Regions from separate parts of the Homo sapiens genome. Here all the other regions are linked to region 2. The links are chromatin contacts, found by Hi-C or POLR2A ChIA-PET in ENCODE. All regions are on one chromosome and are shown on one strand. Each heading gives the region's core, a stretch centred on a gene start or an enhancer-like site at or near the end of the contact. The rest is flanking DNA. Distances are from core to core; before and after follow the strand shown.

Evidence for each region. Hi-C counts contacts between places; a loop is a spot of excess contacts on that map. ChIA-PET counts read pairs that join two places held with the same protein, here RNA polymerase II (POLR2A). Pooled maps may share reads with other maps.
Region 1: a map of K562 shows a loop between it and region 2 (5-fold over the local background). The contact joins the promoter of KCNJ11 here to the enhancer-like site in region 2. A Hi-C loop is called at or near these places in 4 of 168 maps with a recorded cell type or tissue (CD4-positive, alpha-beta T cell, K562, mammary epithelial cell and 1 more), 17 of 37 single-sample maps with no recorded cell type and 12 of 50 pooled maps.
Region 3: a loop to region 2 is called in a pooled map, with 5 times the contacts of the local background. The contact joins the promoter of NUCB2 here to the enhancer-like site in region 2. A Hi-C loop is called at or near these places in 1 of 37 single-sample maps with no recorded cell type and 5 of 50 pooled maps. POLR2A ChIA-PET finds 5 or more read pairs at or near these places in 1 of 52 experiments (activated CD8-positive, alpha-beta memory T cell).
Region 4: a pooled map shows a loop between it and region 2 (8-fold over the local background). The contact joins the promoter of NCR3LG1 here to the enhancer-like site in region 2. A Hi-C loop is called at or near these places in 7 of 37 single-sample maps with no recorded cell type and 7 of 50 pooled maps.

The regions. Positions count from the first base shown.
Region 1 is chr11:17,387,409-17,390,574 of GRCh38, forward strand. It overlaps KCNJ11 (potassium inwardly rectifying channel subfamily J member 11), which reads right to left and starts at 1,251. Exons shown (of 1, transcript NM_000525.4): 1 at 1-1,251. The coding sequence starts at 683. RefSeq lists an enhancer at 1-433 and silencers at 1,642-2,151, 2,232-2,331.
Region 2 is chr11:16,945,290-16,948,147 of GRCh38, forward strand. All of the region lies in intron 3 of PLEKHA7 (pleckstrin homology domain containing A7), which reads right to left. Among named protein-coding and RNA genes, the nearest start is that of SNORD147, 21 kb to the left of the region's middle. RefSeq lists an enhancer at 531-770. Within about 2 kb of position 1,507, at least 2 of the 41 ENCODE cell types and tissues checked have a DNase peak (open chromatin) inside an H3K27ac peak, as active enhancers do.
Region 3 is chr11:17,275,489-17,278,355 of GRCh38, forward strand. It overlaps NUCB2 (nucleobindin 2), which reads left to right and starts at 1,251. Exons shown (of 14, transcript NM_005013.4): 1 at 1,251-1,340. RefSeq lists an enhancer at 805-894 and a silencer at 1,085-1,514.
Region 4 is chr11:17,350,479-17,353,488 of GRCh38, forward strand. NCR3LG1 (natural killer cell cytotoxicity receptor 3 ligand 1) reads left to right here and starts at 1,322. Exons shown (of 5, transcript NM_001202439.3): 1 at 1,322-1,561. The coding sequence starts at 1,492. It overlaps LOC105376576 (a long non-coding RNA gene), which reads right to left and starts at 1,388. Exons shown (of 3, transcript XR_931094.3): 1 at 1,301-1,388; 2 at 559-696; 3 at 335-433. RefSeq lists a silencer at 1,144-1,263 and enhancers at 1,260-1,861, 1,862-2,463, 2,688-2,737.

The DNA.
Region 1 (3,166 bases), core at 1-2,500, 440 kb after region 2:
CCCTCGGGGCTGGTGGTCTTGCGTACCACCTGCATGTGGATGGTGGCGCTGATGATCATGCTCTTGCGGAGGTCACCCACACGTAGCATGAAGCAGAGGCGGCCGTGGCGCAGGGCGATCACCGCATGCTTGCTGAAGATGAGGGTCTCAGCCCTGCGGTGGGCTTGGGCAGTCTTCATGAAGATGCAGCCAAGCATGATGGCGTTGATCATGAGCCCCACGATGTTCTGCACGATGAGGATCAGGATGGCCAGTGGGCACTCCTCAGTCACCATGCGCCCCCCAAAGCCAATAGTCACTTGGACCTCAATGGAGAAAAGGAAGGCAGACGAGAAGGAGTGGATGCTGGTGACACAGGGCTCAGCAGTGCCCTCGCTGGGGGCCAGGTCACCGTGGGCGAAGGCGATGAGCCACCAGGCCATGGCGAAGAGCAGCCAGCTGCACAGGAAGGACATGGTGAAGATGAGCAATGTGTGTGGCCACTTGAGGTCCACCAGCGTGGTGAACACGTCCTGCAGGAAGCGGCCCTGCTCCCGGATGTTCTTGTGGGCCACGTTGCAGTTGCCTTTCTTGGACACAAAGCGGGCCCTCCGCTGGCGGGCACGGTACCTGGGCTTGGCAGGGTCCTCTGCCAGGCGTGTCAGCACGTATTCCTCGGGGATGATGCCCTTGCGGGACAGCATGGCTCCGGTGACCCCCAGGGAGGGGCTTCCCCCATCGGAGGCACCCCTCGGACGTGGCCTAGGGCCTCACTGCAGAGTCCTCTCGGTGGGCACCTTCTCACCCTGGGGCTGCACTCAGCCTGTGCTGGCCTCACTTCTGAGATAACTCCCCACCAGACTCTTCCTTACCTCCACCTGGGTCCCACTTCACTTCTTAATACCAGCCTCAGGCCGGGCGCGGTGGCTCACGCCTGTAATCCCAGTACGTTGGGAGGCTGAGGAGGGCAGATCACTAGGTCAGGAGTTCGAGACCAGCCTGACCAACATGGTGAAACCCCATCTCTACTAAAAATACAAAAGTTAGCCGGGCATGGTGGTGCGCACCTGTAATCCCAGCTACTCAGGAAGCTGAGGCAGGAGAATCGCTTGAACCCGAGAGGCGGAGGTTGCAGTGAGCCAAGATCACGCCACTGCACTCCAGCCTGGGCGACAGAGCGAGACTCCGTCTCAAAAACAAAAAACAAAACAAAAAAAACAGCCTCACCCTTGAGCCCACCTGCCTGGCGCCTAGGGAGCCCCCAACCCTGCCGGCTCTCCACCTGGCCCTGCGTCCTCCCCCAGCTTCCCCCACCAGCTGACCACCCCTGGGCCTCCCGCTAAGAGCCCTTCTCCCCGCCCAGCCTGCCTTCCCAGCCCAGCTCAGAACTTAACACCTCCGGATCTCTCCCACTAACCGGACCTCACCCCCACCTCCGGGTCTCCCGCCTCACCTGTCTGGCCTTCGGGCTCCCAGGCTCCAGCTCAGGTCCTGGCCACCCCCGCCCCGTCTCTCCTCCAGGTGCGCCCCCTATGTCCTACTCCACCCCTCCCGGAGCGCCCCCGCCGCTTTCCGGATCCCCCTCCAGCTCTCGTCCTCTCTGTCTCCTTGGGATCCTGCGTTCTCTGGAGTCACCACCCCACCCGGCTCAACCGCGGCTCCCCGGACCTGCGCGCGACCCGGCGGGGCTGACTCCGAGTCGCGGCCTCCCGGTCCCTGCCGCCCGCCCGCGCCGCGGCTCCCGCTCCGCGCCGGGTCCCGGCCCCGCCCGCCGCCGCCGCTGCACCTGCTCCTGCTCCTCACGCCACGGCCGTCGCCTCCCCGCCCCCTCCCGCCGCCCGGGCGCTCGCGGCTGGCCGTCCTCCCGTCTGTCTGTCCGTCCGTGGGTCCGCGGAGACCGACCTGGGCTAGGCAGGGGTCTAGGACGGCGGGAGGGGGGCGCACGAGGAGAGGAACGGGGCCGGGGACCGCCAGGGGGAGCCCGACCTGCACCGGAGCGCAGGGGGCGGGGCCGGAGCAAGCCCCCGCCCCTCCCGCGCCCCTCCCCGCCCCCGCCCTCCACCTCCCCTCCCGGGACTCACAACCCGGCCTTTGGAGTTTTTCTGATCCGCGGAACCCAGAGGTTCCTCCTGCCCACGCTCTACGAAAGTGGGGGGCTGGGAGGGATCTGTGACCCGCCCTCCCAGTCTGGGGCCGCCGCCCTGTCGCCCTGGCTCCCCTCCCCCAATATCCCCATCCGTATTTGGGTCAGTAATCCGCCTCTCGGCCGCGCCAGGTTTGCAGGTTCCCCGGGAAAGGAGGCGCTGAGAGGCGGCGCCACCAATCCCAGGGCTGGCGGAAATTAGGCGGTCCGAGGACTTCTCAACCTGCAGCTGCTTCTCTTTGGGGGATGCTCTTAATCTTAGTCTTGAATCCTTTGACAATCTGATGGAAGCTCAGACTCCCTCTCATTAAAAAAAAAAAAAAAAAAAAAAAAAAAAAAGGCCTCGGCAGGAAAGGAGCACAGTTTAACACCTGCTACTGCTGTGGGGCAGCCTGGGCGGCTCCATCTTCTCAGCCATTCCGGCCCTACTTTAAAGAAGGTTTGAGCCGAGGCCACTTGCTTTACACTTTCTCACACCTGTCACCTGACTTCTTCCACGTTAGGTCATGGGTGGTATTTAGGCCTGAACAGTGTGTTAGGGCTGCCTCGGGCACTGGGGGACCCAGGCTCTTGGTCCCGGCATGGTGGTGTTTCTGTTCAGGCATCAGCCTGAGGCTGCCCTGTGGCATGGACCCGGGTTCTCAGCTGGGAGGGAAAGCCTGCTAGATCTCTGTTGTTGGAACAGTAACGGCTTTACCGCTGTCTGTGGCTCAGATCCTTATGGAAGAACCCCTGACCATCTGCGGCCATTTTGTTGGAGTGGGGGCTTGAGACAGGGTCTGGAAAAGGCAGTGTGGCTGTGGGCCACAGTGGGGGCAAGATATGCATTTTATATTGGATTTTCCTTTCTCTCCCTACCCACCTGCAGGCAGAGCGAACACCGCTACAAAGGATGGGTGTGATCATGGGCTATATTAACAAAGATGCAGTGTCTAGGAAGGGGAGGGTAAAATGAGATGAGCAGAGTGGGAAGCTCAAGGAGACAGGGTTACATGGGGAAATCTCTGAGGCAACTACAACTGTCCAGCCATCAGAAAAGGAAAG
Region 2 (2,858 bases), core at 257-2,756:
AAAAGCTTCATTATCATTATTCCTCCTAATACTAATACTGGTTTCTTTCTGGCATCTAGTGTATTCTACTAGCCAGTAATAGTGTGTTTACTGTGTTGGCCTACCCTTCACACAGGTGTCTCTCCTCTGTGATTTCACAACCCCTGTAATTGACTGTTGTCTGCCTTCCCCAAAAGACTGAGAGTTCCTTAAGGACAATACCTCTTCACAAAGTCCTGTAGTGCTTGGTAAGGGATGATGGATAGATGGACAGATGGACAGATGGATGAAAGCCTGAAGGGCAGAGAAGGAGGGCTAGATCACTGGATTTTATCAGCCAGGCAAATAGAAGCTCCATAAAGTTTCTAAGCAGGGGCAGGATAAAAACTTTGATCCAGGAATATCTGGCACTCTGTGGAGGTGAGGGGTGGTGAGGGGACATGAGGGGAAGGGAGTAGTTAGGAGGTCCTTAGCAGATCTGAAGGGAAGGAGTCCCAATGCTGGGAGGCAGTAATGCCATATTAAATGGCAGTTTCAAAGGCATCAGGGATCTGGGCCCAAGAAGTGGGCCCGCTAGGGACCTGATTAAGAACAAAAGTCCTACAAAGTCTCATACTTTCACTCTCTGGCCTCAAAGGACACTGCTGCTCTGCCTTCCCATCTAGGTAACCGGTGCTCTTTGCTTTGCTTTTAAGGTATAACACATTCCCAGCCTCAAAATCCCAGCCTGCTCATGAGGGAGCCACAGACACAAACAGGCAAGATGCCCTCCACTGTCGTTTCCTCCTCACTTAGTGGGAAGCCACTCACTTTCCCAACCTCTCCTCATGGGGGCAGCAGGAGCCTGCTGTGGCGCCACCCATGATCTTTCCCCGTCTGGGTGCTTCTGCTTCTAGCTCCTGGGCTCTTCCTGCTAGAGACCTAAAGGTGGGCAATGCTGGCCAGGAGAGATGGCGTCCATGCCAGCCCATGTCCAGCCAGGCTGAGGCTTCTGGCCTTTCTCCCAGCACCTTCTCCCAAACAATCTAGACACTGGATAACCTGCCCTAAAGAGGACTGGACACCCCACCCACCAGAACCCTCAACCCTGGGACCTCTCCCCGAACGAACGTGTGAAACCCTCCTTTCTCACTCCCTATGACCAGGCAGGATTATACCAACCTTAAAGTGGAGGGGAGGGGGGGACTTTGAAATTGGTCACAGAATATTTTTAGGGTTTGGGAATCACAGGGATTTTAGTTTGTTTATGCTGACTTTTTTGATGTGTTCAAAGAATTTCACTTTAAGTGTTTCCCAAGAGGTTTGCAAAATCAGTATGCACAGAGGATGCCACAAACCTGCCCACAAAGCCCTCCTTCAGTACCTAATTAGAATGGCAAATCAGGATATCTGAAGGCTCTAGGTTTTGAAGTGAAATTTCTGTAGAAAACAGCATAAAAGTACTCATTACTGACAGGCCTCAACTTGCTGTGGGTCTTAATGAGCTTTCTGTTAGACTCTGTTAGACTCGGGCTCCAGCAACACCCCCTCCCCCACAGAGACAACCTAGGGGAAACACTCCCTCGGCCACCATTCTGCTCGGTAAGGTATTTTCCTCTCCACTGATCAAAGTGGAAGAAGAAGGAGAAATTTTCAAGTTTAAAAACTCTCATTCCAACTTTGGAGTTTGCAGGCCCCTAATCCCCAGGTGAAAGGGTAAAGTGATTGGGTCATCTGGGCTGCTGGTTCCAAAACGCAGCTGCGCCAGCACCCCCTGGGAACCTATAAAGAATACAGAGGCCTGGGCCCCACAGGACCTGGCATTTTTAAACACCTTTCATGACCACTGACTAGGCTACTGTTTTCTCAGCTACTGGGTTGTACAATCACACCTGAAAGTATCACCTCACACATGTTAGGAGGCCATTATCAAAAAGATGAAAGATAAGTATTGGTGAGGATGTGGAGAAAAGGGAACCTTGTACACTGTTGGTGGGAATGTAAATTCGTACAGCCATTATTGAAAATGGTATAGAGGCTCCTCAAAAAATTAAAAATAGAGGCTGGGTGTGGTGGCTCACACCTGCAATCCTCATACTTTGGGAGGGCAAGGCGGGCAGATCACCTGAGGTCAGGAGTTCGAGACCAGCCTGGCCAACATGACAAAACTCCGTCTCTACTAAAAATACGAAAATTAGCCAGGCATGGTGAGAGGCACCTGTAATCCCAGCTACTCAGGAGGCTGAGGCAGGAGAATCACTTGAACCAGGGAGGTGGAGGTTGCAGTGAGCTGAGATCGCACCACTGCACTCCAGCCTGAGCGAGAGAGCGAGACTCCACCTAAAAAAAAAAAAAAGAAAGAAAGAAAGAAAGGAAAAGCAAATATGGCTGGGCGCGGTGGCTCACACTTGTAATCCCAGCACTTTGGGAGGCTGAGGCGGGTGGATTGCCTGAGCTCAGGAGTTCAAGACCACCCTGGGCAACATGGTGAAACCCCGTCTCTACTAATACACAAAAAATTAGCCGGGCTTGGTGGCGCATGCCTGTATTCCCAGCTACTTGGGAGGCTGAGGCACGAGAATTACTTGAGCCTTGGAGGCAGAGGCTGCAGTGAGCCGAGATCATGCCACTACACTCCAGCTTGGGCTATAGAGTAAGACTCCGTCTCAAAAAAAAAAAAAAAAAGAAAAAAAAGAAAAAAAGAAAAGAAAACATGCATATATATACATAATGGAACACTAGTCTGCCTTTAAAAAGAAGAAAGTCCTATCATTTGAAACAACATGGTTAAACCTGGAGGAATTTATGTTGTAAAGCAAGCAAAGCACAAAAAGACAAATACTGCATGATCTCAATTACATGTAGAGTGTAAAAAAGGTGAGCTCATAGAATCAAAGAGT
Region 3 (2,867 bases), core at 1-2,500, 330 kb after region 2:
AGAGTCCAGTTGTGCAACAGAGGCAATCTGGCTGGTAGTACTTCCTGATAACAGAAGCTTTCATTGCTAACATACTATGTGGCAGATTCTGTACTGTGTGTTTTTGTTTGTTTGTTTTTTTGAGACAGGGTCTCACTCTGTGGCACAATGATCATGGTTCACTGCAGCCTCGGCCTTCTGAGCTCAAGTGATCCTCCCGCCTCTGCCTCCGCCTCCTGAGTAGCTGGGACTACAGATGTGCGACACAGCACCTGGCAAATTTTTAAGTATTTTCTTCAGACTGAAACATCATTGTGTTAAAGATAAAAAAGTAAAAAATATTCTTGTAGAGATAGGATCTCACTGTTGTCCAGATTGGTCTCAAATTTTTGAGCTCAAGCCATCCTCCTGCCTTGGCCTCCCAAAGTGCTGGCATTACAGGGTGAGTCACCATGCCTAGTCTGTACTGTTTTCCTGGCAATGTTATCTCATTCAATCTTCGTGAATAACCCTAAGGTAGATATGATACCAATTTTTCAGGTGAAAAAAACTAATCGGCAGGATGAAACTTCGTAAACAGCCTGTGGCTCCAAAAGCTTCTGGAAGGCTCAAGCTACCCATGTGCATCTTTGAGCCTCAGTTTCCCCATCTTTAAAATGAGGGGTTTGGAATAGATGTCTGTTCTCTGGGGCAGGATGCAGAGGAAAGAGCTGTCTGCGAATGGGCAAGAGAGAAGGTGGGTAAATACAGTTAAACCACAGTGACCGAGGGCCCAGCACAACGGGGGTGGGTGCGGTTACAAATGCCGTTAAGATTCCCGCCAAGGCGGAGGACGGGGGTGTCAGAGCCGAGCGAGGCCTGTGGGCGAGAATAGGCCTGACAGCCATTCTCCGACCTGCGTGGGCGCTGCAGGCGCAGGCCAGAGGCCAAGGGAGAGGCGATCCCTGGGGCTCTGCCCGGGTCTCAGGACGGCACCTCACCCGCCCGAGTCCTGCTCCACAGGATTCTCCGGGTAAGCTAGGGAAGGAAGAGGCGCGGCCTCCTGAGCCCGCATCTCAGAGCGCCACGTCCCTCCTGGCTCAGCCTCCCACCAGGCTCCACAGCTTCGGCCCTCCTCACCGCCCGCCTCCAGGCTCCCCGGCGCGGCCTTGTCCCTGCTCCCGCCAATCGGCGTCGTCAGCAATCGCGAACCGGACCAATCAGCGGCCGCAGAGTGTGGGAACTGTCGCCATGGCAGCCAGGAGGCGGGCGCGCGCGGCGGGAGGAGGGGCAGAGCGGAGCGGTGGGCCGGGGGCTGGAGGACAGGTTTGTGCGCTGGACGCAAGCACCAGGCGCAGCCTCGCTCGCCGAGACCCGGCCAGGTAAGGCCGGTGGCCGCGCGGTAGGTGCGGAGCAGCGCGGCGGGAGATTAGGGGTGGGGGAGTCCGGAGATAAGGCTCCGGTCTTCGCCTGCCTTGCCAGAGCAGAGAGGATGGTGGGGGCCGTGCTGTGGGCGGGGCACCGGCGGGGAGGGGGCTCCCAGCGCGAGCCGGAGGCGCTGGGTTCCCTCTGCTCCACTCGCAGCTGGGCACCCGAGCTTTCTTCGGGGTCGAGGAGGGTGGCTGGCTCTTGGCGGGGAGCAGGAGAGGGTAGGTGCCAAACCGAGACCCTGGCGGGGTCCCTTCGGGTTTGGGCAGGTCGATGGGCAAGGGGGTGCCCACTAGTGAGGAGGGACACCCACCAATTCCAGGCGATGCTCCCCTGTGCCGCTCAGCAAAGCTAGGCCCGGGGATCCTGCTCTTCTCCGGTCTGGTTAAGCCAGCAACCTCTGACACTTAGGAGAAAGTTAGTGTAAGTCGTGATATGCTTTTCACTTAAGTGACAAATTAGGTACGAGATGAACCCTTTTGGTTTTAGGAGATGAGAAACAGTATTTCCTTGTTGCACCTGCTAAGTGGCAACTCAGTGAGCAAATATGGTTATTGTGGTTGGTGTTTGCAACGGTCTTAGATGACAGTTATTTTACAGTATCAAATGGCTGGGAGAGGGAGGGAAAGAAGGAGAGAGAGAGAGAGAATATGAGGGAATGAGAATGAACGGGAACCATTATGATTTTTGAGAGACAGAACCTCTTGAAATTCTATGTCTGCTAAACTTCTAAATTGAATAATGTACATTTTATGCAATTGAATAAGCTAGTGCTACCATTTAAGCCTGCTACTAAGGCTCTGTTAAATCCGTGGACGAATATGAACACTAAAAGATATTACCTTGGTTTAAAAATAGGGGAGGTTAAATGCAAATATTTCTGATAGTGAATTTTGTTTGAGGGAGATTGTGGACTTTCCCTATGGGAAAGTTAAAGAATTGATGAGATAGATGCTTTAAGGAATGTTTTTGTTTTTTGAAACTTGAATAAGTTCAACAAATGTTGAACAAATATTTCAACAAATCTTCTTCAGCTAATAGGGTCAAAAATTAAAATTCTGGAAATTTAGAATTAGAAATGAAATCTCAAATAATGTCACTCTCCTAATTAGGATGAACATGGAAACTTCTATTTCTCATCGTGGTCTTCAAGCTTTCCATGATCTCATCTACCTTTGTAGTAGGGGGTCAAATTTTTTTTTTAACTAGACAATTTTAGAAACTTAAAGGAGGCAAAAATTTATTTCTGTCTCCGTGTGTTTACTCATGCTCTTCTCTATCCAAATTTTACCCATCTTTTTTTTTTTTTTTTTTTTTTTGAGATGGAGTCTCACTCTGTCACCCAGGCTGGAGTGCAATGGCCCGATCTCAGCTCACTGCAGCCTCCGCCTCCCGGGTTCAAGGGATTCTCCTACCTCAGCCCATCGAGTAGCTGGGATTACAGGGACCCACCACCACAGCCAGCTAATTTTTTGTATTTT
Region 4 (3,010 bases), core at 72-2,571, 410 kb after region 2:
AAATAGAGAAACCTGCCGGTTTTACCCTTTAGAGTAAAAAGGGTACAAAAAAATTACCAAAACAGTAAAAATTACCAAAAGAGTAATTTGATAATTTCTACAGGGTGATGTGTATGTGTCACAACTTTGTGAATCACTATTCTGGGCATGTATAAGAAGTCGTCATATACCTCCATTGGGAATGTTATTTAATGATGTCACTAATACCAGACAAGGATGTCTCCTCAGGTAAGGCTCCTTGGAGGAGGCAGAGGTTGAGAAGAGGTGTAATTTAGGTTTTAAAAATTCAATAGCTGGACTTAACCTTGCATATCTCTACCTGTTATAACGGTGGTCCGGAAGGCTGCGATCTGAAGGCCCCTCAGCTAGTTGCTGCCACTGTGGGCACTCTGCGCATCTTTCACTTCTGAGCTCTTTCTGTATGCACTCTGTTCTGCAGATAAGTGAGAATGTGACTATTTGCTTAGTCAGTGACAGTGTCTCTAACCCTGGAAAGGAAGCTTTTACTCTCTCAGTTTTAGAGACATGTGAACAGGCTGGGGATATGAGGTCACTTACCCACTGTCTTATAATCAGCAGATGGCATGGTTGGCATTGGAGTTTAGGTCTGTCTGTGCTTTTCTGTACATTACATCCTTTTTAATGATGCGAAGGAAAAATGCAGTAGGGTCAATGAGACAAATGGAATGCAGGTTGCTGGGGAAAGAATGCAGGTTCTGCGTTATAAATGCACACACATTTACTGTGCCACTTGGGTTCTGAACTTTGCGGTTAAATTGATTTAAAAACTGGTGTAGAGGTGGTAAAACTTAATCACCGAATGAGAATATTTGGGTTTGCTTCAGGAGGTCGCAAGCCACTTCTTGATTAGTAGAAATGGGAAATTAAGGGCCACCTTCAGGCGTTTAACTGAATTGTCCTGGGGATTTAATTTGCCTTTCGACTTAATGCTAAATTTTTGTTGTTTTTGGTTTTTAAAGTAATGTAAGTTTATCGCGCCAACGGTAAGATGTCGCTCTGGACGCGTGCACCTGCTCTCGCAATCACCGACTGCGGTCAGCATCTTCCTTAGAGCAGCGCCCCGGGCCACTTGGATCCCGGTCTCAATTTACTAAGCGAACCCAGAGGATGCCCCGAGTCCTGGACCGCAGAGCCGCTCGCGAGAGGCACCGGGGCTGTAACCGCGCAACCTCGTGCCGCGGGCGGAGGCGAGGGAGGATTCCCCGGCCGGTGCCCGCCCCCGGGCTAAAGTGCGGCGCGGGTGGGGCTGGTCACGCGCCTGGCTTCCTGCAGTGCGAACCTGGGAAATCCAGGCGACTTCGCAGTTGCCGAAGGGATCTGAAGAAGTGGGATGTGCAAAAGCGCCGGCTGGAAATCCCGGCTGTGTCTCCGTCAACTCTTTACGCAACAGAGGTCTCCCCCTGCCCTTGGTTTCTACCGGGCCGCCTGCTCCCACTCGGCGAAAAAAATTACACAACAGCAGCCGCGGCGATGACGTGGAGGGCTGCCGCCTCCACGTGCGCGGCGCTCCTGATTCTGCTGTGGGCGCTGACGACCGAAGGTAGGGGGCGGCTGGGGTGGGCTGGGGCGGGGGCTCCTGGCGCCAGAGGGTCCTCGCGGGTCGGCTCCCTAGCATCCCGCCAGGGGACCTCAACTTCCTGGGGGCTGAGAGCTCTATTTTCTTTTCTATTTCTTCTCCTTTTTTTTTTTTTTTTTTTTTGAGACGGAGTCTCGCTCTGTCTCCCAGGCTGGAGTGAAGTGGCGCGATCTCGGCTCACTGCAAGCTCCGCCTCCCAGGTTCACGCCATTCTCCTGCCTCAGACTCCCGAGTAGCTGGGACCACAGGCGCCCGCCACCATGCCCGGCTAATTTTTTGTACTTTTAGTAGAGACGGGGTTTCACAGTGTTAGCCAAGATGGTCTCCTTGACCTAGTGATCCAGCCGCCTCGGCCTCCCAAAGTGCGGGGATTACAGGCGTGAGCCCCCGCGCCCGGCCTGGGGGCTCTATTTTCAAGCGTCCCTCCTTTGTGAGAAGCGGAGTCCCCGATGCAACAGGTTTACATTGAAGGCCTGCCCTGTGCAGGGTCGACACCTGTGAGAGCGGAAACGGTGCTTCCTTGGATGTCGCGCGTTTGGTGCCTCGGTATTTGGCGCCTCTCTCGCATCATCCGAGGGGCCGGAGGAGAGAAGAAAATCAGGGAATCGGTAAATTGGAAAAATCATTCATCCGCATATCAGTGGGTCCTCCTGGCTTTGCTAAGTTAGGTCTTTACTGAGAGAGGGAGGGGAGTGTTTTGATCTTGTGGTGACCTTCAAACGTTCTCTTGCTTTTTTGGGAACTCGTATGGGCGTGTTCTGCGTTAACTTAAACAGGAGACTAAAAGGCTGAAACGCGTATGTAGAGATATTTAAACTCATTTCTAACTAGAAGAATGGCAATTAAACAACAAGATGCTGCTTGACCCTTACTAGGCTGGCCAAAATACGCTCCTGGGTGCCGGGTGGTGGAGGTGGAATGTAGGAATCCCGGAGGCGCGCTCTGGGCGCCCCGAGTCACTGCAGGTGGAGGAGAGCCGCGTGTGGACCTCACCGTGGAGACCTTGGCGGCAGCTTCACACCACGCCCTTGCTGCTTGCCGAGCAGCGTGAACGGATGTTGAAGGCGTAGAGCCAAGTAAACAGTGGACATACAATGCAATACCATTTCCACAGTTTGAGAAACAGAAGATACAGCCTTAAAGAGAACAAAAATTACATGTTAAACACCTTAGAATGGCTGCCCGATGGGAGAGGGAAGTGGAAATAAAAACGAGTGAATAGTATTTCTATACATTTGCAATAAGCAATGTGAAAATAAGACAGTTCCGAGTGAAGTGTGGGCGGTGAAGTGGAAAGCCAAAATTGCGCTTGTCTCCGCGCTGCGGACTTGAAACGCCTGTCACTGCGGTCTGGAAACGCCTGTCGCTGCGGTCTGGAAACGCCTCCGCGCTCTATCAGTCTGGGTCTCCTCG